2 separate regions of the Homo sapiens genome follow, and region 1 is linked to region 2. The links are chromatin loops, found by intact Hi-C in ENCODE. Cell type or tissue: OCI-LY7. All regions are shown on one strand. Each heading gives the region's core, and the rest is flanking DNA. Links, peaks and the distances in the headings are about the cores only.

Evidence for each region. Hi-C counts contacts between places; a loop is a spot of excess contacts. Peaks named below come from ENCODE experiments on the same cell type or tissue, not always from the same donor. Only the 100,000 strongest peaks of a DNase experiment are listed, where the experiment ranks them.
Region 1: it touches region 2 in a loop (4-fold over the local background); 15 of 110 quality-filtered maps call a loop at or near these places.

The regions. Positions count from the first base shown.
Region 1 is chr9:75,182,045-75,194,118 of GRCh38, forward strand. No RefSeq gene overlaps it. Among named protein-coding and RNA genes, the nearest start is that of OSTF1, 100 kb to the left of the region's middle. In OCI-LY7, for the core only: CTCF peaks have their summits at 3,746 (motif pointing right), 3,955, 4,935 (motif pointing right) and 5,140; DNase peaks (open chromatin) are centred at 3,757 and 4,927.
Region 2 is chr9:74,767,690-74,779,763 of GRCh38, forward strand. TRPM6 (transient receptor potential cation channel subfamily M member 6) reads right to left here. Exons shown (of 39, transcript NM_017662.5): 24 at 8,194-8,387; 25 at 4,014-4,146. Among named protein-coding and RNA genes, the nearest start is that of TRPM6, 110 kb to the right of the region's middle. RefSeq lists an enhancer at 3,486-3,535. In OCI-LY7, for the core only: CTCF peaks have their summits at 3,451, 6,376 (motif pointing right), 9,558 (motif pointing right), 9,761 and 2 weaker places; DNase peaks (open chromatin) are centred at 3,442, 6,382 and 9,552.

The sequences.
Region 1 (12,074 bases), core at 1,283-9,282, 410 kb after region 2:
ATGATTCATGCTGATTCATGAACCAGCTGATTCATGCTGCACCCAGATATCTGACTTACAGAACTATGAAATAATAAATGGGTGTTGTTTTAAGCCACTAAATTAGTGGCAATTTGTTATAGCAGCAATAGAAACCTAATACAATCGTATTTTTGCTTATTGAATTCTACATTTTTCTATAGTAGCCAGAGAGTCTGGTATGCGTGACATTAATTCTTAGTGTTTGCTGAGAATTACCTAGTATATGGTAAATTTTGGTAAACATACTGTACGTGTTTGAAAATGATGTGTGCTTACTAATTGTTCGTTACAGGTTTTTCTCTATATAATTACTATATAAAGATTAATAGTTTTGCTCTGCTCAAACTGTCAATTACTCATAGACCTATGTTGATATTTCCTATTGTGACTGTGAATTTATCATATTCATTTTGTAATTCTCTGAATTTTTGCTTTATATCTTTTTAGGTGATGCTGTTAAGTATGTATAAGCTAAAAATTATTATATCATTGTGGTGAATTCATTTTCATTATTATATAATGACCCTCTTTATCCCTAAAAGGATTTTTTTTAAATCCTAAAGTCTATTCTGTCTGCTATTAATATTAACATGGTTACATTAGCTTTCTTTTGGTTAATATAACATTTGCCATATTTTCCTACAAATTTTCTGTGCTGTTGGGTTTCGTGTGAATCTCTTAAAGAGAGCATATATGTGTATTTTATTTTTCTAAACCTTTTCTTAGAAAAATTCTTTTTTAGAATATTTGTCTCTTAATTGGTGAGTTTATTCTAATCACTTTAGGTTATTGATCTATTTGAAGTTATTTCTACCATCTCATTTTGTGCATTTTATATACTACATGTTCTTTGCATCTTTTTTCTTTTTAAAATTTGATTGGATTGATCAAATTCTTTCTCATTTTTCGACTCTAATAGTTTGGAAGTTATATATTCTATTTCACTTGTTCTTACATTCACTCTTAAATTTATGCATACTTAGTTGCTTTAATGGAATCTAAGTTTGCCTGTATCTTTAACTCCCTTCCAAATAATCTTTGGATTGTTTATCTCTGTTTTCCTCCTTTATTATATGTTATTGTTATTTATTGTCTAGTATTTTAGTTCCTCTGTTTCTATATTCTCAAGTTAATCATTTTTATTTACCTATTTTGAAGATAAAATGGTATTTCAAATGACTGGCCCAGGGATCTTCTTGATTGCTGAGCAGTGAGCAAGCTGAAACCAAGATGCATTAGTCCGTTTTCGCGCTGCTGATAAAGACATACCAGAGACTGGGCAATTTACAAAAGAAAGAGGTTTAATTGGACTGGCAATTTCACATGGCTGGGGAAGCCTCACAATCATGGTGGACAGCAAAGAGGATCCAGTCTCCTCTTACATGGATGGCAGCAGGCAAACAGAATGAGGAAGACGGGATGGCAGCAGGCAAAGAGAGAATGAGGAAGATACAAAAGCGGAAATCCCTGATAAAACCATTAGATCTTGTGAGACTTATTCACTACCACGAGGACAGTATGAGGGAAACTGCCCCCTTGATTCAGTTATCTCGCACCGGGTCCCTCCCAAACCTCGTGGGAATTGTAGGAGATACAATTCAAGATGAGATTTGGGTGGGGACACAGAGCCAAACCATATCACAAGGGCTCTTCTAACCCCAGTGGGGACCCGGTGGGGAGAGGGGAGACTGTGCTTGAGATCACCAGTGCTCACTATGGACACCAAGTGTGGACAATTGGCATTTACCCATAAAGAGCTACCTCTTGTGTTCAGACTATCTGGGGCTAAGCCCAAAGTGTTTTCTCCCGCCTATCAGCACCCTAAAAAGGGAATGCAAGATGGGGGATCCCAGTCCTATAACATAGGGCTTCCCAAACCAAGCCCTCCTCTTTACTCATGCCAAGAGAAGGGAATTCTTTATTCTCTACCTTACTCAACACTCAGTGTGTGTGTGTGTATGTATGTATGTATTTATTTATTTATTTTGAGACAGGGTCTCGTTCTGTTGCCCAGGCTGGAGTGCAGTGGCACAATCTCGGCTCACTGCAACCTCTGCCTCCCAGGCTCAAGCAATTTTCATGCCTCAGCCTCCCGAGTAGCTGGAATTACAGGCGCCAGCCTCCACACCCATCTCATTTTTGTATTTTTAGTAGAGGTGGGGTTTCACCATGCTGGCCAGACTAGTCTTGAACTTCTGACCCAAGTGATCCATCTGCCTCGGCCTCCCAAAGTGCTGGGATTACAGGTATGAGTCACTGGCACCAGGCCTCAGTATTTATTTTATCACATATTATCAATGTGCTTACCAATGTTTCTTACATACAATTTAACTTATGAGATTCAATTTCCTTCTTACTGAAGTTCCTCATTCAGTATTTGTATTAGTCAGTTCTCTCATTGCTATAAAGAAATACCTGAGACTGGGTAATTTACAAAAAAGCAAGTTTTAATTTGGCTCATGGTCCTGCAGGCTGTGCAGGAAGCATAGCTGCGTCTGCTTCTGGGGAGGTGTCAGGAAGCTCACAATCATGCGGAAGGCAAAGGGGGAGCAGGCACATCACACGGCAAAAGCAGGACTGAGACAGAGAGCAGGGAGGTGCCACACAGTTTTAAACCACCAGTCTCATGAGAACTCACTCACTATCATGAGGACAGTACCAAGGGGATGGTATGAACTCATTCATGAGAAATCTGCCACCATGATCCAATCACCTCCTACCAGGCCCCACCTCCAACAATGGGGATTATGATTCAACATGAGCTTTGGTGGGGACACAGATCCAAACCAGATCAGTAGTTATATCTAAAAGTTTTGTGTGACATCTACAAATATCCTTATTTTGTCCTTTTATGTGAGTGATAATTTGTCTGGATATGGGATTTCAGGTTCTAAATCCTTTCCTCTTAGAACTCTGTATATATACTCTTTTGTTTCCTAGCATCTTAGGTTGTAGATGTATGATCATTATTGCCCTGTACATAACTTTTTTTTCTTTATGGAATTTTTCACTTTTCCTCTTCAGCTTTAAATCAATTCTCGATTTTTACTAGCCTTATTTTTAGCAGCAATGTCTGTAAAATAATGGAATTGATATAATAATTGTATGTATTACACCCAGACAAATATGTAATGGTTAAAATGAATACTCATCCATGTACTAAGTAAAATCATCATGCAGGAGCAGTGGAAGCAGATAGTTCAGTCATCTGTGTCTCCAGTTGTCCACTCAGGGATGCTTCTGAACATCTTGGCTTTACTGCTCTTTCTAAAATTTCCTCGTCTTTCTGCAGACTGCATTGTGCTACAGCTCATAGACTTGAAATAATAAGAATCCCTCTTGAGGGGTGCCAGTGTGATAACGAGGTATTGGGACTCCCTTTCATTCACTTTTTATGAATTGTCCTGTGCATTGTGCTACAGCTCATAGACTTGAAATAATAAGGATCCCTCTTGAGGGGTGCCAGTGTGATAACGAGGTATTGGGACTCCCTTTCATTCACTTTTTATGAATTGTCCTGTGCAGCCTCTCTAAGATTATTCCACCAGGCTCTGCAGGTGAATATGTGTATTAGTTTGCTGCCATAACAAATTACCACAGAGTGGGTGGCTTAAACAACAGAAATTTATTTTCTGACAGTTCTGCAAGTTGGAAGTCCAAGATCAAGGTGTCAGCAGAGTTGTTTTACAGTGAAGCTTCTTTCCTTGACCTGCAGGTGGCGGCCTTCTTGCTGTGCCCTGTCGTGCTTGTCCCTCAGTCTGTGTGTTGCCGGCTTCCTAGTCTCCTTTTCTTATTATGAAACAGTTATATTGGATTAGGGCCTTCCCATATGACCTCAGTTTACCTTACTTACCTTTTTAAAGACCCTACCTCCAAATACAGTCATATTCCGAGGTACTGGGGGTTAGGACTTCAACACATGCATTTTTGGGGATACAACTTAGCCCATAACAATAAGAATTTATCTACTGAAGGATAGGAAAAGTTTAAAAGAGGGAATTATAGTGTAGGAGGGGAAAGACTAGATTTCTAACTGGAAGATTCTTTTATTGGGGTTTAAGAGGAAAGCATCTCAGAAGCTGGGCTCTCCACATGAACACTCCCCCAGCTTCCCTTCCTGCTATGGCCTCTTCACCCCTAAGTACCTCCTTGTCTTATGAAGACCAATACAACTCTTGGAAAACCCTACTCAGATCAGGAATTCCCATGCCTGACATGACTCTGCTATACACTTACCCCATACATTTAGTCAAAATTGCACTTACTTTTGGTCTGGTGATGCCAGTTTCCCATGATTCAATTCTTTACAGATTTATTCTCATGTTTATTTTATTTATTTATTTTTATTTCCATGGGATTTGGGGAGGAAAGAGAGTAAAATGTGTGTGCTTGATTAGTGCACTCTTGAACCAATTTGCTATTCTTCAAAACATAAAAGAGATATAAGGATTAACATGAGAGATAAAGGGGTTTCAAAGAGTTAAAATTTTTATATTGGCATGTACAATTTATTAAATCATCACACCAAGTGTTTCTGACCTGAGTTATGTTGTATATTTCATTCATTTTTCATACATTATAAAGTTTCTTGGAATTATCCCTCTGGACAAAAAAAATTGCTTGCTAGAACGTCTGCATAGTTACACTAATGAACTTGAAATGGTTTTCATAGATTTTAATGAAATAAATATTCCAATCAAATATTCCAGCATCTCTGAAATAATACAGGAAAAAGTCGAGCTTTTGAAGGACGGCATCTTAATTTTATTTGTCTAGGTGTCTTATATAGACATCTACAGTATCTGACACACATTGCTTTCTCAACATATGTTATTTAATCAGTAAGCAAGAAAAGAGATGAAAATGTTTATTTTTTACTATCAATTCCAACATTGACCACTAGAGGACACTGGTTGCAATGGGAAAAACAGAATTACTAAACCATCTACAGCATTTATCTGTAGTATTAATTCTAAAATCAGATTTGATCACATTTTATGTGAAATATGATTTTTGATATTTCACCCAAAAAAGGAAGCCTTGTTTCACTATTCTGAATTTTCTTCTAAAACGGAAATGCAGTTTGCAGCCTGAACGGGGCTATAAGAGTCAAAAAGTAATGGAAAAATTTTTTCTCAAGGAATATGAGGAAAAAAAAAATAGTGGAAAAGAAATAGAAACACATAACAATCAAGTGAATAAAAGGAAGAGAAAGAAGTGAACAAGAGGAGAAAATGAAAAGGGGGGGGGGATTTTTGTGAAATTGAAGGGAGCACCTTTCCATGTGGAATTTCCTCATTCATTCTGCCTCTACCACTGCTTCTCAAACTTGAGTGTTGTAGTGGGTTGAATGGTGTCCCCCAAAAAAATATGTCCCCAGAACCTATGAATGTGAGGGTAAGGGTGTCTTTGCAGGTGTAATTAAGTTAAGAATCTTAAGATGAGATCATTCTGGATTACCAAGTGGACCCTACATCCAATGACAAGTGTCTTTGTAAGGGACAGAAGAAGGGAAGACACGGACACACAGATGAGAGAGCCATGTGAAGACGGAGGCAGAGATTGGAGGGATGCAGCCACAGTGAATGCCAACAGACACCAGAAACTGGAAGAGGCAAGGAACCGGGGAGCCTTGGGAGGGAGTGAGGTCGCGCCACGCCAACACCTTGACTTTAGACTTCTGGTCGCCAGAGCTCAATCTGCATTTCTGACAAGTTCCCGGGTGATGCTAGTGCTGCTGATTTGGGAACCACATTTTGAGAATCACTATTGTTGTTACCGGAGAGGGGGTTCTGATCCAGACCCCAAGAGAGGGTTCTTGGATTTTGCACAAGAAATAATTCAGGGTGAGTCCGTAAAGTGAAAGCAAGTTTATTAAGAAAGTAGAGAAAAAAAGAATGCTTACTCCATAGACACAGCAGCCCTGAAGGCTGGTGGTTGCCCACTTTTATGGTTATTTCTTGATGATATGCTAAACAAGGGGTGGATTATTCATGCCTCCCCTTTTTGGACCACACAGGGTAACCTGTTGTTGCCATGGCATTTGTAAACTGTCATGGCGCTGGTGGGAGTGTAGCAGCGAGGACTACCAGAGGTCACTCTTGTCACCATCTTGGTTATGGTGGGTTTTATCCGGCTTCTTTACTGCAACCTGTTTTATTAGCAAGGTCTTTATGACCTGTATCTATGCCAACCACCTGTCTTATCCTGTAACTAAGAATGCCTTAACCTCCTGGGAATGCAGCCCAGTAGATCTCAGCCTCATTTTACCCAGCCCCTATTCAAAATGGAGTTGGACAGGTTCAAACGACTCTGACATTGTGAACCTATGGTTTTCAACACTTTATATTAGAATAACCTGGAATGCTTTTAAAACATCTAGACATTCTGATTTTTAATTGGTCTGTGGTGGTGTCTAGGGATCAGTATTTGAAAAAACTCCTCAGGTTGTTCCAATTTATATCTGGCAAAAACTACAACTTTAGACTTGACATGTACTTAAAAAGTTCTCCAAAGTAGCTTGCAATACGAAAATGGGCATTTCTGTGAGACACCCAAAGAAATGGTATGAAATCATTCACAAAGAGTTATGATTACTAAAAATCATTAAGAATTTTAATGATTATTAAGAATCTTTATTTTTGAGAGGTCAGGAATGAGAACATCCCATTTTTAGATGATTTCCTTTTAAAATTGTAATAGGATCTTGGTGTTATAGTTTATTCTGAGGATGCTGGTCAAAGGATGTGCTACCATTTGTGGTTAGCACATTATATGACAAATGATTTGGTATGATTCTCCTCTGCAATAGGTTCTGAGTAATATCCCTAACATGATGTCATGTGGGATTCTATGGTGTTAGAAATGCACACCTTAGAGAGTGGGACTTAGAGCTTAAACATAAAAGACATAAAAGATGACACTGCCAATGAGGCAGAATCAGCACATAAAGGAGTCGAAGGCACAGGTTTTGCATGACAGGCTAGGACTGGAATGCTAGCACTGTCCATTTCTGAGTATGACCTGTGAAAACTTGCTGACAGTTTAAAAGCAATAGTTTCATGATGTGTAAAATGGATCGTCATGGTTAAATGACATTCCTTAATGTTTTAGTTTTCAATATATTCTATTGATTTTCTACTAGCATAGTTGAGATTTTATCTCTTATATACTCCCACATCACCAGTGCTTTCTCTGACCCCATGCAAACATCTACTACATTATACATTTTTGGTGAAATCAGTATTCACCATTTACGTTCTTTTAATTATGTATGTATTGTTCACAGCATTATCATAAAATGTAATACATTTCTTTTATAACTTTTTGTTTTTGCTGGAGTTAGTAGTTGCTAGGATCCTCCCCCCACCACCAATATATTTGGTTTTCCATGTACCTGTCAACTCTTTCCCAAGTACTCTGACAGAATTGTACATGTCCTTTTTGTATAGCCATACTTGATCTATTAGTCCTCCCCTTTACTCTTCCCCATGGAAACAACTCTGTTCCAGAGCCTTTTATCTTACTAATCCAGTCTGGATTGGCTGATCTCTAGGCTTTTGCATAGCTGCCATTGAGGAACCAATTCTCATCCAAATTCCCCTCACCTCTTCTGTGTTTCATTCCTTCTTTTGAAACTCATGACTTCTTGGTTTACTTCCTTCTTGTGGTGGAATTTACCTTACAATAACTTTTTGGGAAACAATGCTTGGAAGACAATTTTGGGGTAACCTGTATTCTAAAAATGTTTTTATTTTTATTTTACCTTTTGTTTGATAATATAGACGGGACAGAATTGTATGTTAGAAATAAGTTTTCTTCAAAATTTTGATGATACTTTCTATTCCTTTCTCCTTTATTTTTGCTCTTTAAAAGTCTGATGACTTTGGTTGGGTGTGGTGGCTCACACCTGTAATCCCAGCACTTTGGGAGGCCGAGGCGGGTGGATCACCTGAGGTCGGGAGTTTGAGATCAGCCTGACCAACATGGAGAAACCCCTGTCTCTACTAAAAATACAAAATTAGCCGGGAGTGGTAGTACATGCCTGTAATCCCAGATACTCGGGAGACTGGGGCAGGAGAATCGCTTGGACCCAGGAGGTGGAGGTTGCGGTGAGCTGAGATTGTGCCATTGTACTCCAGCCTGGGCAACAAGAGCGGAAACTCCATCTCAAAAAAAAAAAAAAAAAGTCTGATGACTTTTTATTCCTGAATCTTTATACATGGTCTCTTTTTTCTTCTATTTAAACTTTTAGGATTTTCTTTTTATCCCTGGTGTGCTGAAATTTTATGGTGACATGCCTTGGTCATTTTTGGGTACTTGGGTGGGGCTTTTCAAACTATAGATTTATTTTCTTCAGTTCTAGAAATTTTTCTTTTATTATGTCTTTTATATGTTCCTTTCATCTATTTTCCATTTTCTTTTTCTGAAGTTCTTATTATTCAGATCTTAGTAGATCCTCTAATTTTGTCATTTTTTCTACTCCTGTGTATTTAAATTTTATGGGATTTTTTTTTACCTTGCCTTTCAAGTCTTCTTTTGAACTTTTATTTTTAGTTTTAATTATCACAGTTTTTGTTTCCATTTGCTCTCTCTTGTTTTAAGATGCCTTTTTATTTAACAGTGTCTCATTCTGTTTTTATGGATGTCCTACCTTTTCTTGTTTTTTCTGTTCTTAATCATTTCTTAAAAAGTTTTTTTTGGTTACCGTTCTCTGTACTGTCAGTGTTTCCTCTGAATTCCGTAATTCTGTTTTGCTTTTCTGCTTCTGTTTTTAGTTTTAGAGGTGTGCCAATTATTTATCTGCTGTCTCTAAGCTGAGCACTTACTCTTTCTTACTTGCTTCTGTACTGCTAGTTCTGGGAGTCTACAAACTACATTTCCCAGGATCCTTTGCCAAGAGGCTGCCTTTTAGGTTCTGTCAGTAAGTGGCATTTATGAGAGTTCAGAAGTGGGAGGAAAGGGTAAGCTTTCTGATTCTGGCTTCCATAACAGTGGAAATTGTTGAGTTGCCAGAAATTGCTGGTGATTGTTGTGAGGATTGTGGGTTATGGCAACTACCAATTCCAGGTGTCTGTTCCAGCAGCAGTAGCACCTCTTAGGCATTTCCATGTCTCCTATGTCTGGGGAGGCTTTCACTGCCCTAGGCTGCCTCCTCATAAAAAGAATGAAGGAAAATGAAATAGTTATTGATTTGCTGACATCCAAACACATCTTTTTTTTTTCATGGAAACCAACACCAGAAATAGTAAATGGGAAATCAATTAACCTTACCAATTCTCTATTCTTCCTGAACAAGATGGATAAATTATATTAATGTGCTGTATATATATATTTTTAACCTGAGCTATTGGAGAAATAAGAGAACCTGTTAGATTTGAAATAGATTTGTAACATTTACAGGAAATTTGCTTGTTTATAACACAGTACTCTGGCCAGGACGTATGCTTCATCAGGAAAATGTCATAACTGAATTGGAAATAGGAATTTGAAGCCATTTACTTCTCTGTAAATGAAAACACATTCAGTCTTACTCTTTTGGTGATACCAGATAATACCATTTTAAGGCCATAGGTTCTTGCTTTAATTATATTTGTCATCATGTTAATTAATTTCTGCTTCTGTGTATAGTTGCCCAGGTAACACATGTATGTGTCTGTGTATGTATGTGAACTAACACCTTAATTAGTGGAGAACACTGGCCATATGGATCACCAGAGTTTTTCCATATTAATTACCTTTACAAGTCAATGAAGGAACAAAGGTAAAGGCAAAAGAATTGGAACCAGGCCATTTTTTTTTCTAGCATAACACAGTTTTCCCTTACTTGGTTAACAAGGAAAGTTGAAAAACTCTTAAAGAAACTCTAGCCTAAAGCATTGAGTCTTTCAGAAGGGATTTCCAAACTAAACTATGAAGACAAATTTGGACAAGAAGTAAATTTTTTTCTTGGTTATATTCCTCTGAAAAGCATATTATTTAATAAACCGTTGGTCAATTACTCTGGAGTGAGAATTGCATTCTTCTGAATCAAACGATCAACATAAACTTCTATTAGGTTGGTACAAAAGTAATTGCAGTTTTGCCTTTACTTTTAATATGTGTGTGTTCATGGGAATCTTTGCTTGTTTGTTTCTGTGGTTGTGTCAATCTATGTACAGCAAATTTAGTGTGATCCCTGTCTCCTCAATTTGGCGTAGAGAGAAAAATACTAACTTGGGAATCAGAAGAATTGGGATCTAGCTTTGGATAAAAGGGCTAATACTTTAATATGAAAAGCCTCTTAGGAGACTTCACCACAAGAAGGATCATGCATAGTATTGTTTACAACAATGAAATCTGGAAAAAAATCACTAAATTTCTAATAATTGTGAATTGTTTAAATACATTTTGGTACATTTATGTAATGGAATTTATGCAGCCATTTAAAATATTGCTGTAGAATCATATTTACTGGCATAAAATGATGTTTCCATAGATAGATTTACTTCATATAATGACTGTTCATTCAACAATTTTTGGCCATATTGGCTATTTCACAGTTATACAACTTTTCAGACAATGTTTAAAAAAATTTAACTATTTTTCACCCAAGCAATACTAAGTAAATATGCGATATGAAACATTATATCCTAAAACATAGTTTTAGGATAACCATGTTAACCAAACCAGATTGTTTAAACATTATGCTTTTAGGATAACCATGTTAACCAAATGATTTTAGGATAACCATGTTAACCAAACCAATTTTCTCAACACAGTAGTTTCTAGTCAAATAATATAATGTGAAACAAGTAGAATTGGGCACCACATTAGGTGATTCTAAATACTTTGCTTTGTGTAGGTTCACCAATCCAGTGGGGTAAAGACATAGTGTCTCTGTGTGCTCTTTCCATACTTTGCTAAGAATTATAAAACTGATATGGTTTGGCTGTGTCCTCACCCAAATCTCATCTTGAATTTTAGTTCCCATAATCCCCACATGTCGTGGAAGAGACCCAGTGGGAAGTGATTAAATCATGGGGGCGGTTTCCCCATGCTGTTCTTGTGATAGTGAGTAAGTTCTCATGACATCTGATGGTTTTATAAGCGTCTGGCATTTCCCCTGCTTGCACTCATTCTCCCTCCTGCTGCCCTGTGAAGAGGTGCCTTCCACCATGATTGTAAGTTTCCTGAGGCCTCCCCAGCCCTGCTGAACTGTGAGTCAATTAAACCTCTTTCCTTTATAAATTACCCAGTCTTGAGCAGTTCTTTATAGCAGTATGAAAACAGACTAATACAAAGATTTAGCCTTTATTTTACCCTATAGATAGCTTTCAGTGATCTAACTTTATTTCTAAGTCCAATTATTTCTAATTTGAGTGCCAAATATAATCATGAATCCCTGAAAATGTGAAAAATTGGTAAAGAAAATGGTGTATAGAAAATTCATCTTCCAAAAGAATGACTTTCTCACAACTGTCCCCAACCAACATCCACTACGAAGACTATTTGTCCTCATTTTGTGAGTACAATAGATCTTTATTATATTTTAGTCAATATACAAACCATATTCAGATACTTTGGGATACTGTTGTCTGCTGTTTGTATAAACTTGTTTTTATTGCTTAGTTAGCAATGTGAAAATTGTTTGGGTAAGGTAGGTTAAGATAAAAAAGTGTCATAAATTTTTTCGTTAAAAATTAAAGAAAAAATTTAAATTTACTTTTTTTATATTTAGAAAGGCTTTTCAGAATTGAGTAATGCTGTCAAGCATGAGAGAAGTGAATTATTAAATTCAATAAAGCAGATTGCAACCTACAGGTAGCAAAAGATAGACATAGTAGAAATATATAGATGGATATATAGATAATAAATTGAAAAGATATATACCAAAATTGTTCCCAGTGATTGTGTTGTTAGATGATGGGGGTAATCTAATTTTTAAATTAAATCTGATGACTTTCCTCCCTCCCTCCCTTCCTTCCTTCCTCTTTCTTTCCTTCCTCCTCCTTTCTATCTCTCTCTTTTATTTGCTTAAGTGGCAAGATAATATTTTGAGATATAAACTAAAA
Region 2 (12,074 bases), core at 2,804-10,803:
CAGATGCGGTAACTCACGCCTGTAATCCCAGCACTTTGGGAGACTGAGGCAGAAGGGGTGCTTGAGGCCAGGAGTTCAAGACCAGCCTGGGCAACATTAGCAAGACCCTGCCTCTATAAAAATGAAAAAATTAAAAGTTAGCTCAGCATGGTAGCATGTGCCTGTAGTCCTAGCTACTTGTAAGGCTGAGGCAAGAGGATCGCTTGAGCCCAGGATTTCAAGGGTGCATGAGCTCTGATCACTCTATCTAAATAATAATAATAATAAATTAGAGCTTCATAACCAAATTCTAAATCTCTTGGAAGTACCCATAATTTTCAGACGGTACATATCCATTTAATTTCTAACCCTCTACTCAAATCCCAAGAAAAGAATCCAAGAGAAAGACAATGCTTTATGATGGTTAATGTTTTTAGGATTTTATCATTGAATTGTTTATGTCTGCTTCTCAATTTTCACTCTATATTCCCTTAGTTTATGATACCGCCTTCTTCTAGTTCTCTTTATACTCCTCTGAATGGTTATTTATGGTCTTCTCCATGAGTTTCTCTTTGCCCATTACAGGTGTTGGCACCTCCCAGGTTTTAACTCTCAGCTCACTAGGTTCCCTCACTCTTGCTTCCTGGGCATAATCGCTTCCTCTGTCATACTTTTAGTTTCCTACAATAGGCAGATGACTCCTACAGTTGACTGTCCCAATAAGCAGATGAGCTCCTCCACCAGTTCAAATGCTCCCCGGGGGCTTCAGATGCACACATCCAAAGCCTCCTGAACATCTCTGGCTAAATATACTACAAGAATCTCAAGCTCAAGAAATCTACAACTTATTGCTTTCTCTCACACCTCCTGTGCCTTCTTTATTTCGGTGGTGCCACCTTTCACCTGATTACCCCACTCTTTTCTGAAAGTCGTGCTGGACTCTATGCTCTCCCTTAGCTCCACATCTGATCCTTAACATGCCTAATGAATTGTTCTTTCTAAATGTCATATTCACCCCTTCTTTTCAATCCCACCACCACCAACCTTGGCGAGGCTGTGGACACATCAGTGCACTGCACTATTCTCTCAAATGGTCTTCGTGGTTCTTATTCTGACCCCCTCAAATCCACACCATTACTGAAGGTAAATCTGTCCATATCTTTGTCCACCTAAAATCCTTCCTTAGTTTATAGTTTAGAGTAAACGGCTCTCCATAAACTTATCCCAGTTCATAATCTTGGGGAGGCAGGGAGGCTATCCTGTCCACATCTCATCTGTTCATCCCCCTTTCCTTAAGGGTTGGAGGGGAATTTGTATTTAAAAAGAAATTATACTAACAATTTTGAGGGGCCCATTTTTACTTAATAATAGATAACTTTCATTGTACTCTTACTATGAGTCAGCACTCTGCCACACAGTTCATCTATATTATCTCATTTAATCCTCACAGCATCTCTAAGAAGCAGGGCTATTTCTGGGGTTTGTTTGTTTGCTTGAGACACAGTCTCATTCTCTTGCCCAGGCTGGAGTGCAGTGGTGCGATTTCAGCTCACTGCAACCTCTGCCTCCTGGGTTCATGTGATTCTTCTGCCTCAGCATCCTGAGCAGCTGGGACTACAGGCATGTGCCACCACTCCCAGCTAATTTTCTTTGTATTTTTAGTAGAGACGGGGTTTTGCCATGTTAGCCAGGCTAGTGTTGAGCTCCTGATGTCAAGTGATCCACTTGCCTCAGCCTCTAAAAGTGTTGGGATTACAGGAGTGAGCCACCTTGCCCGGCCTCCATGTCTATTTTACAAATAAGAAAACAGCCTGGCATGGTGGCTCATGCCTGTAATACCAGCACTGTGGGAGGTCGAGGGGGGCGGATCATGAGGTCAGGAGATCCAGAGCATCCTGGCTAACACGGTGAAACCCCGTCTCTACTAAAAATACAAAAAATTAGCCGGGTGTGGTGGCACACACCTGTAATCCCAGCTACTCGGGAGGCTGAGGCAGGAGAATTGCTTGAACCCGGGAGGCAGAAGTTGCAGTGAGCCAAGATCACGCCGTGGCACTCCAGCCTGGTGACAGAGTGAGACTCCGTTGAAATAAAGGAAGGAAGGAAGGAAGGAAGGACGGAAGGAAGGGAGGGAGGGAGGAAGGAAACCAAGGAGGTTCAGTAAATTTGCCTGTGTCCATATAACTAGTAAGTGCCTAAAGCAGGACTTCATCCCAGCTCCGTAAGCTCCTAATACGAGTCTATGCTTCATACAAAACGGAGAACCAAGCTTGCCCGTCGGACTCAATGAGCATAGCTATAAAGGGGCGCAGAACGTGTAGAAGAAGGAAAGAGAAATTCATATAACTATGGACTAAAGATATTATGTAGGTGAAATCAATTTTTGTGGACTCAATCTTTGATATTCAATTTTTTCTCCATATTAAATTTAATCTGAAATTCAATCAGGCACAGAAACACAGATTTATATAAATATGGTACCAATAGAGAAGTCCAGATTTATATAAACATGACTTATGCCCATAGTGAACCATTTAGAAAGTTCTTCATGTGATTCAGTTTAAGTAAAGCCATATTTAAGGATTCACATCTCTCTACCTGATATTTGACATCAGAAAAAAACATGCATAATTAGATATAATACATCATAGTCAGTTCCATATATGTTCAAAAATAGAGGAACACATTTAACTTCTGTCAATTTGCTTCCATTTACAAGAACAATTCTGTTTTAAAAAAATGCATTTCATCACATATAGCCTTCCATATTTTCACACGATGCCATGCACCCACAATTAGTAATAAATCCAACAGTAACTCAGATCACATTATAGCTTCCTAATATGTTCAGTCTCTCCAGTGTGTCTCCTCCTCTTTCCTCAAACTTCTGAATGTCCCCCATACCGCCTGCCTCCCTCAAAATCCCACACATAGGCACACCCAGCCGACGACTCTGCCTCGAGACCTGGGTCCCCACCAACCTTGTCTGCCTTCCCGTCTACTCTGGCCATATCCTGTCCCGTTCCCCTGCTTCGGGCAAAAAGCCAGACCCTCCATTTTCCCAGCTTCTTAGGGACTTCTCTTCAGCAAATGGCCTCCTCCCTCCACTCCTGAGTTTCTCCCTTGCTGGTGGATCATTTTCAGGACCATGCTGTTTTATTTATTGCCACATTACGCAAAATCCAACAAAAAAACCTTACCGTGTCCCCATACCAAGCTTCCCTGCACCGTAATACTTCTCCCAAAAGCCACCTGTAATTGCAGTCTCTGCTTCTCCTATTCTGTCTTCACCCACTTCAGTGAAGCAGCCGCCAACTCCACTGCACAACAACCGCCGGTCAGACGCCCTGAGAACCCCACTCCCCATCCAACCAGCACCCTCCATCTACCTCCTCCTCCCCTCTGGCTGCTGCCAGACACACCATGTGGCCTCAGGCGGCTGCGCTTGCTGTTCCTTCCGCCAGGGGCGCTATTCCACCAGACGCCCCTGCCTCGCCCACTGCCTCACTTCTTTCAGGCCTCCACTCAATGCCCTCAGAGCGACCTTCTAGAACCAGACCATCTAAACAGTCCACTCAACCCCCAGCTCCGCTAGATTTCACGCCACCATCATTTCCTGTTCTCTCCAGCTACTTTATTTTTCTTCATAGCTCTTTTACTGCCTGATAATAAATTACAAATCTATTTTTGTGGTTCCTTACTTAGGTTTTGTTCTCCATCCACTTCATTTCTCTCACCACCTACACACATGCGCACACACACACACGCGCGCGCGCATGAATGTAAGTCCCATGAGGACAAGGATTCTTATGTCTTATTAACCACTTATTCCTAGTAACTAAAAGAGTGCCTGGAATATAGTAGATGCTTAATAAATATACTTTGATTACATGAATATTATATGTTGTTAAATGTTTCAAATTATAAAGAACTCAAACCTCTGGGATTTGAAAGATCTTTCTACACCTTTAGATATTCTAGCAGAATCACGTTGTGTTAGTGGTTTCAGAATGGAAAAGATTTATATCTTTTACCTTTCTGATGTCACTCGGATTCGTTCCTCACAACTACAATTCACATCTTCCATCTTCTCATGGAAGTATTTTTCCACGCACTGCTCCTCAAAATCATGAAGTTTTTTCAGATCCTCCTTACTGAGGTAGAGTTCTATAGAAATAAGTATGAAACACAGAAAGAATCATTATTCACCTCAGGGCATGAGTGGCTTTTCTTCCACTTGTATTGAAAATGAGAAACTATAGCCTGTTGTGATAAGTTTGTCACCTTGTCAAACTATTTCTAATATTAATGCAGAAACAGCACCAATAAACAACTGGGAGCTGGGCGCAGTGGTTCACGCTTGTAATCCCAACACTTTTGGAGGCTGAGCAGGGGTGGATCGCTTGAGCTCAGGAATTAGAAACCAGCCTGGGCAACACAGGCAGACCCTCTCTCTACAAAAAAATTTCAATATTAGCTAGGCGCCTGTGGTCCCAGCTACACAGGAAACTGAGGCAGAAGGATGGCTTGAGCCTGGGAGGTCAAGGCTGCAGGAGCTGTGATCACGCCACTACACTCCAGCATGGGCTAAAAAGCGAGACCCTGTCTCAAAAAAGGAAAAGAAAAGAAAGAACTGGAAACACCAGCCTGGGTCTCTCCTACTCATTCTTTGAAAATGACTCATATATAGAATTCTTTCTCTTCAATATTTTCACAGGTTAGAATGCTTTCACATTTAAGAAAAATTCACTGCGTTTATATGAAAATGGGGAATCTGTCTTCTTTTCTCTCTGCCAACACTTTCTAAAATTAATTAAATTTTAATTGATTCATATTAGATGTACCTATTTTTGAGATACATGTGATAATTTGATACATTCATATAATCACATCAGGGCAATTGGTGGCACAAGCCTGTAGTCACAGCTACTCAGGAGGCTGAGGCAGATCTCCTTAAATATTTACCTGTCCTTTAAGATAGAAACATTTGAATTATTCTCTTCTAGCTATTTTGAAATGTATAATCAATTAATTTTAACTGTAGTCAACCTACTGATGGCAGGGCATGGTGGCTCACACCTGTAATCCCAGCACTTTGGGAGGCCGAGGCAGGTGGATCACTTGAGATCAGGAGTTCAAGACCAGCCTGGCCAACATGGTGAAACCCCACCTCTAGTAAAAATACAAAAATTGGGGGTTTCCTCTCTCGGCTTTGGAGCCCCCCTCCCTCTATCTCTGTACCGGGGAGCTTCTTCCTTCTTATTTGCCTATTAAACTCTCAGCTCCTTAAAACAAACAAACAAAAAAAATTAGCTGGGTGTGGTGGTCCATGCCTGTAATCCCAGCTACTCAGGAGGCTGAGGTGGGAGAAACATTTGAACCCAGGAGGCAGAGGCTACAGTGAGCCGAGATCGCTCCACTGCACTCCAGCCTGGGCAACAGAGCGAGACTCCATCTCAAACAACAACAACAACAACAACAACAAAAACCCTACCAATCTATTGAACACTAGGTCTTATTTCTTCTATCAAAGTGTATATTTGTGCTCATTAATCAACCTGTCTTCCAACTCTTTTAGCTATTACAATGACAGTAAATAACCAATAGGTTAAATGCAAGATTAGAAGAAGGCAGTCTATTGAAATTAATCCAGTAAGTATAAGAAAGTTTCACCTTGTTACGCAGAGTTTGTGCATACTAAATCCTTCTACTGAAGAATGAGATGTTATTATTACCATTCAATGGCCAATCACAGCTGTATACCTTCTCTGACACAATTATAAATAACTCATTAAAAAGACACATCACTAAGTGATATTATAAGGCTAACACAATTCTTCATCAAACTCCAGCATTCACATTTGGTCTATTACCTTGGCTTTCACTGTTGCCTAATAGAATAATATACCATCTTTTAAGCAAGTTTATAATACTTAGAAAATATATAATGAAGTGATGCTGCTAAAAGGATTAAATTGGAAAGTTCTCTTTCTTGAATGGTTTTGCTTACATTAGGAGAAAAAGAACTAATACAATTCTCCAGAATTTATTTAAAATGCAATTGTTACATTATTTTCTGTTAAAATTAATGACAAAAAATCTGAATTTTAAATTGAAAACATGGCTAAAAGTATTATTCAGCTGTAAAATGTATTCACAACTCAGGTATACAGTGCTTTCTGATTTAAATGGCAGGAAAAAAATTTTCAGACACTGAAAAGATTCGGTATCTCCCACCCCCTACCCAACTCTAATGTCTTCTTTCACTAAAGAATCTCCTATGAGCAAGAAACTTTACAGGTGTCATGATGTGAACCTTATGTGGATCCCTGAGAGCAAACAATCCAGAGTAATTCCAATGACAGGCGCAGCTTGCAGTATGTGGCGCTTTCCTGTAATTGTCCGCAAGGTGGCACTGCTGCCCCTTGTGTAAATGTCTTTATCCTCAATATAAAGGATCAGAAGCAATGTTATGAAAATTCAACAATGTTCCACAAAGCTCAGGGTGAATTCATTTTAAACTTTACTTGAGTTTTATATGAATCATCCTATAAGCACAGACCAAGGTGAACCCAGGAAACGTTCTTTCATGTGGTACTAGGAAGTCTGGGCAAATCCTAGTCAATTCCAGGATTTATCAAGTGATTCACATTCTGCTATTAGGTTGCAATGGTTCTGCAGCCAAAGCCTGGGACGTCTCTCTATTAGCGGCCTGAAATTTACAGTATAATTATAAGCCTTCAAGTTAACTTCAGGTATGCTTTGGCTTTCGTACAAAGGCTGAATCTCTTGGTCAGGGAGCAGGGTATGAAAAAGAAAAAAAAATCTTCAAAGTGACTTAGGAGGAGAAAAAATACTTCACAGAGTCACCTACCACCAGCAAAAGCATATCACCCTGTCAACCCCATAATATACTGCAGGGGATGACCTGTCCCCCTAAGGACCTACCTAAACACATAAATAGCCCGCTATCCCCTTAGCTGAAACTCCTGGAGTCCAGAGTATTTTAGAATTCAGAACTGTTTTTTTCTAGTTTCAGAAAATTAATATAGTGAGTATGTCATAAATGAAGTGAAATCCCTAGTTAAGATTAAAGCAATCCCTAAAATCAAACATATTGCTATTTTCTGCAGCCAACATCAATGAATATTCATACTACAAGAAATAAAGAGAATAAATGGCTTCGCATCAATTCTCATCAGCCTTTTTTGGCCAAATGAGTCTTTCCCCAATTTGTGAAGAAAAAAGGATTTCAGTTTTCAGAGGTATTTTAGATTTAGGAATTGGGAAGAGGATTGCGCATTTATGCCCCCTGCTTCCTGTATTTCTGGGAACTATCTAGAAATGGGCCTGGTACCAATTGTGGAACTGCTTGACAGGAACTACAGAATAAAACCACCAAACGCAATGTTCTCTGACAACAATTAGTACGATAGTCATATCATGCAGTGAAGATCTGGCTAAACAAGATGAATTAGGAAAACCTCAAAATATATAAGCTTATGAAAAAACACAAGTGAGAACCCCTATTTCCGCATCCTGACTCACAGTGTTGCCCAGGCCGAAGTGGCTATTCACAGGCATGATCATGGTGCACCCCAGCTTTAAACTTCTGAGCTCAAGCAATTCTTGTGCCTCAACCTCCTGAGTAGCTAGGACTACAGGCATGCACTACCGCACCCAGTTTCTGAGTTGAGGTTCTTGAAAATAAGAAACATCCATTTCAGAATCACCTCCATGCTCAGTAGATTAGAGAACCAGAGGATCGTGACTCTGGTTAAAGCCCAGCTTTGCTTATCTTTTCTCTTAGACCCCAAGGCCTTCTGTAACTCCATTCTGTCTGAATTCCATCTTCCACAACAAGGAGAACAGTACACGTCACATGACCACTCTCTAGGAGTTATTCTGATGAGTTCTCCGGTCAGCAGAGAAAACACAAGTTTTCCATGTGACATAAAGCCTTTACACAATCAAGCAGAGATTCTCTTCCTACCTATCCCTTTCTAAGTATCCGTTCATCTTGGCAAAAGGCACTGCGACCTCATAATGAGGTCAATATATTTACTCAGACCCAGAGCATCAGCTGATATTCTATTGTCAGGGAACTCCCAGAGCCCCACAGTGCCCTGAACTTAATTTATAATACTCCAGTGCATCTTTGCCTTGAATCCTACTTTTTGCTCTCTTTCTCCTGCCTCACATAGAACAACTTACTTAATCCAACGTCACCCTCTTCTTGGTCGTGAGGAGCTCGATGACAGCACAGGCGGCGGAGGAGAAGGCCCACGTGGCTCAGCAGGATGAGAGGTGGGGGCAGCCAGGGCTTCTCGTGGTAGGTCATGATGTAGCGATAGCGGTTGTATTTCCACAGGTTATTTGAAATGGATTCCATATCTAAGTAAACGTTGCTGTAAGATGAAGTAAGAGAGGGACAATGTTTTAATATGAAGTCTTGAAAGGTAACAGAGTCTATATTTTCCAACATTTATGATTGGCTCACCTGACATTACCGGCAGTTACCCAATACAAATACTATCCACGTGTTTACAATTCTTCTTCCACCAAACAAAATATATTAGCTACCTTCTACAATGAAACATGCTAATCAGAATAACAAGCAGAAGGCAGACATTACAATCAGAGAAAAGAAAATGCCAACATTTTCAGTGTAATGAACAGAAAATCCATTCTGGAACTCAACACTACTCTCAAGTCACCATCTCTTCTCACATAAGAAGCTCTTTTCAGTCCATAATTCATCGTTTATGGGAAACAGCTTTAATGTTCCTCTGTATCATCTACCTAATGTCAAATGTGAGAACTGCTAGAAAAATCCCAGTTAAAATATGCAAACAGTACAGTGTTAGTGAAGAAACGGAAGAAGAATCAATTCATCTTAAAAAACAGAGCTTCTATTAAAATCCAGACAAATTATTTACATTAACTTTACAATAAAAGTAACTCCTTATTGGTAGGTCACTTTGTAGTTGTAACATGGAGATAGGATGGTGAATGTTGATATTATAGAACTTGCCATGGGGGTAATGATTGGAGGTACAGTTATTCTGAAACAATATACCATCCTTAACTACTTAACTTTAAGTATATAATATGATATAAGAGGAACAAAATAAGATGTCCATCTTAATATTTTGCATAGACTAACAAAATTTAGTTTCTTTTTAAAACAATTCTTCTTCTTGCAGTGTCAAAATTTTAGTTTATTTAGAGAAAGATAGCAGAGTAGAACTGGAGGAAGGCAGCCAAATTTAGCAAATAAAAACACAGATAACCCATAACTTGAACAGTGATAAAGAAAAGGAACCAGGATTATCCTGGAGAAAGCCATCTTTGGGTAAGAATAGAAGTTTCTCAGAATCCATAAAGAAGGTGATTGAAACATAGATGACTGGGTTATATCAGGAGTTCTCAAGCATGTTTTCTGAACCAGCAGCAGCAGCATCACCTGAGAACATGTCAGAAATGCACATTTTTGGGGCCTGGTCAATGAGTGGGAAACTCTAGGGTTGCACATGCTATTAATAGCAGTTTCACTCCAACGTGACAACAGCCTTCCACCAGCAGGTGGCGACTTAACAGTGTATTTAAATTTTGGGGGTTGGTTGGTTGGTTTTTGTTTTTTTCAATTATTTTATAAAGAATTGTCTGTAACCAGCTCCTGGACAAGTAGTCAGATCTGGGGTTGGTCACTTTGTATGGTCTTCAGTGTGTTCATCTCTAACGTGAGAAATTTGTCCTATGCGAGGATTTCTCAACTTCTTTTTTGACACTGGACATTTGTTGTTGTTGTTGGCCAGGAGGCTCACAAAGAGGCCTTTATTTATCTAGCTCAAAGTATACACTACCACAGTCTTGTTTGCTACTCCTTCTACTAAAATAGTTCAAATCAATGTTTCTACCACACTATCAAAAAGTTATATTTCTTTTTGTCTCCCCACATCAGAGTGGTTGAATAGAAGGTAGAAACAGGCCAAGAGTCCATAGGCTCCCAGCTCTAAACCGTGCCAGGGCAGGAAGGGGTGGCTCCAGGTCTCACTGTGGCACCTTCTACAGAAAATAGACGTAGCTGCCAGGCCCGGGGACAGAAACCAGACATCCCAGTATATCTCCAAAAAGCAGCACAAATACTTTCCCCCACAGTATGAAAAATACACACCTCTAGCACTCTGCAGTCGTGCATTTAGTTTTCTTTAAGAACAAACAAATCAGTAGTTATGTATCCTGTTTCCTCAAGTTTCAAGAAAAAAAATGAAAGGTCACTCTTTTCTCTTTAAACACTGATGTGTAGCTAGCAACTTGGATAAAAAGGTGCCACCCTACAAAATGCCGCTCAGCATGTTCTGATGCCAGGATGGGCTTGGCCGCCTGGGCTGGGGCTAGAAAGGAGACCTCCAGCTGTCCCAGTGGAAACTGAAGCCGAGTGTCGGTGCTGCATTTGGCTTCAAGATCGAGAATCAGAGCCTTTGAAATGGAAAGGGGGCATCTGAAAGGGCACCCCCACCAGGGGCTTTTCAGAGCTAAGGCTCCAGAAGGAAGGGGTCGCCCTGCTAGTGACAGAGCTGGGAGTCACTCTGAGCTGCAGCCCCCACAGGATCCCCCTGTGGGAGGCCCCATCTGACCCTCTCCAGCCCATGGCTCTCTGCAACTGCCACCTATACTCAGGTATATGGCTTTGCTGCTGCTGGCTTTTAAAATCAGCTATTATGTTTGAGATGTGACTGTCACCAACAGAGTTCTGTCCTAAAAAGCCATCCCAGTGCCATGTTGGCTCAGGGGGCACCAGCTTTGTGCTGCCTCCATAATAGGCAGGAGAGTTCTCAAAGCAATGTTCCACTGATCCCTGGACGCCACTGCAGCATTAGGGACAGGGTCAGTCCCCTGGAAGGGAAAGGTGGCTTCAAGGCTGTTCTCTGGGCCGTTTGCAGGAGATCTGCAGGTACCAGGAGCCCATACTTATCACTTCTTTCAGTGGTGGCCAAGCCAACCAGACCCAAACATGATGCACACGGGCTCCCAGACTTGGCTCCCACTCAAAATTGACCCACACCCCTTGGGCTGCTCTACAGTTCTTTGGACTCCAAGATCCAGAAGGGCCTCTGCCCAGCTGCCTGCTTGGGCAAGACTCACTGGGTACCATGAGCAGCAGGTGTTCACCCAACCTCGAGTGTACACCCCTAGTGACTGGGAGTGCACCACCTCACCAGGCAACACTCCTTCCCAAAGAGTCCAAAGAGCCTCCTGGTGACACCCACAGCAGGAGCATCACACCATCCCATCAACAGCCCCCACTTACCTTCCTGGGGCTAAGATGCGGGGTGTGAGCCTTTCCCCTGAGAGCAAACGGGCAGTGAGACACTGGACATTTTTAATAAACAAAAATCTCAGACTACCAGCCTGGGCAACATGGTGAAACCCTGTCTCTACCAAAAATACAAAATTTAGCTGGACATAGTGGCATGCACCTGTGGTCCCAGCTACTCGGGAGGTTGAGGTGGGAGGATTGCTTGAACCAGGGAGGCGGAGGTTGCAGTGAACTGAGATCACACCACTGCACCACTCCAGCCTGAGTGACAGAGTGAATCCCTATCTCTCCCCATGCCCCCACAAAAAACTCAGATCCTTTTATTATCTGATCTATAAAAATAGCTATTATAACTAAACACCAGCAAATATTCCAAGTTCCTAAAATGGTTGGGCTAAGAGAGATGATGACTATCATATAACCAGCAGGAAGGTATGTCTTCCCCATGTTTAGGTAACAACACAGCAGTCACTTTTTTTTTAAAAGAATTTTGATTTACTTTGCTGACTCTCAACCCCTGTCTTCCCTACTTTTGTTACTTGTTATATTTTCCTCTTCAGTAAGATAAGCAAGGAATCAAATACCTAGCACAGTGCCTGACAGTTAAGAGGCATCTAGAAAATATGAGTTTCTTCCCATTACTTCACTTGGTTTCTTTTGTCTAGGAAACAAATATGTGTCAGGCACTCTTTTCAGTGTTTGAGGTAAATTGCTTGCTTCTGAGCAAGACGAGAAGAGGTGAGGAAGTGGCCCATACTGGTAGCTGCAGGAA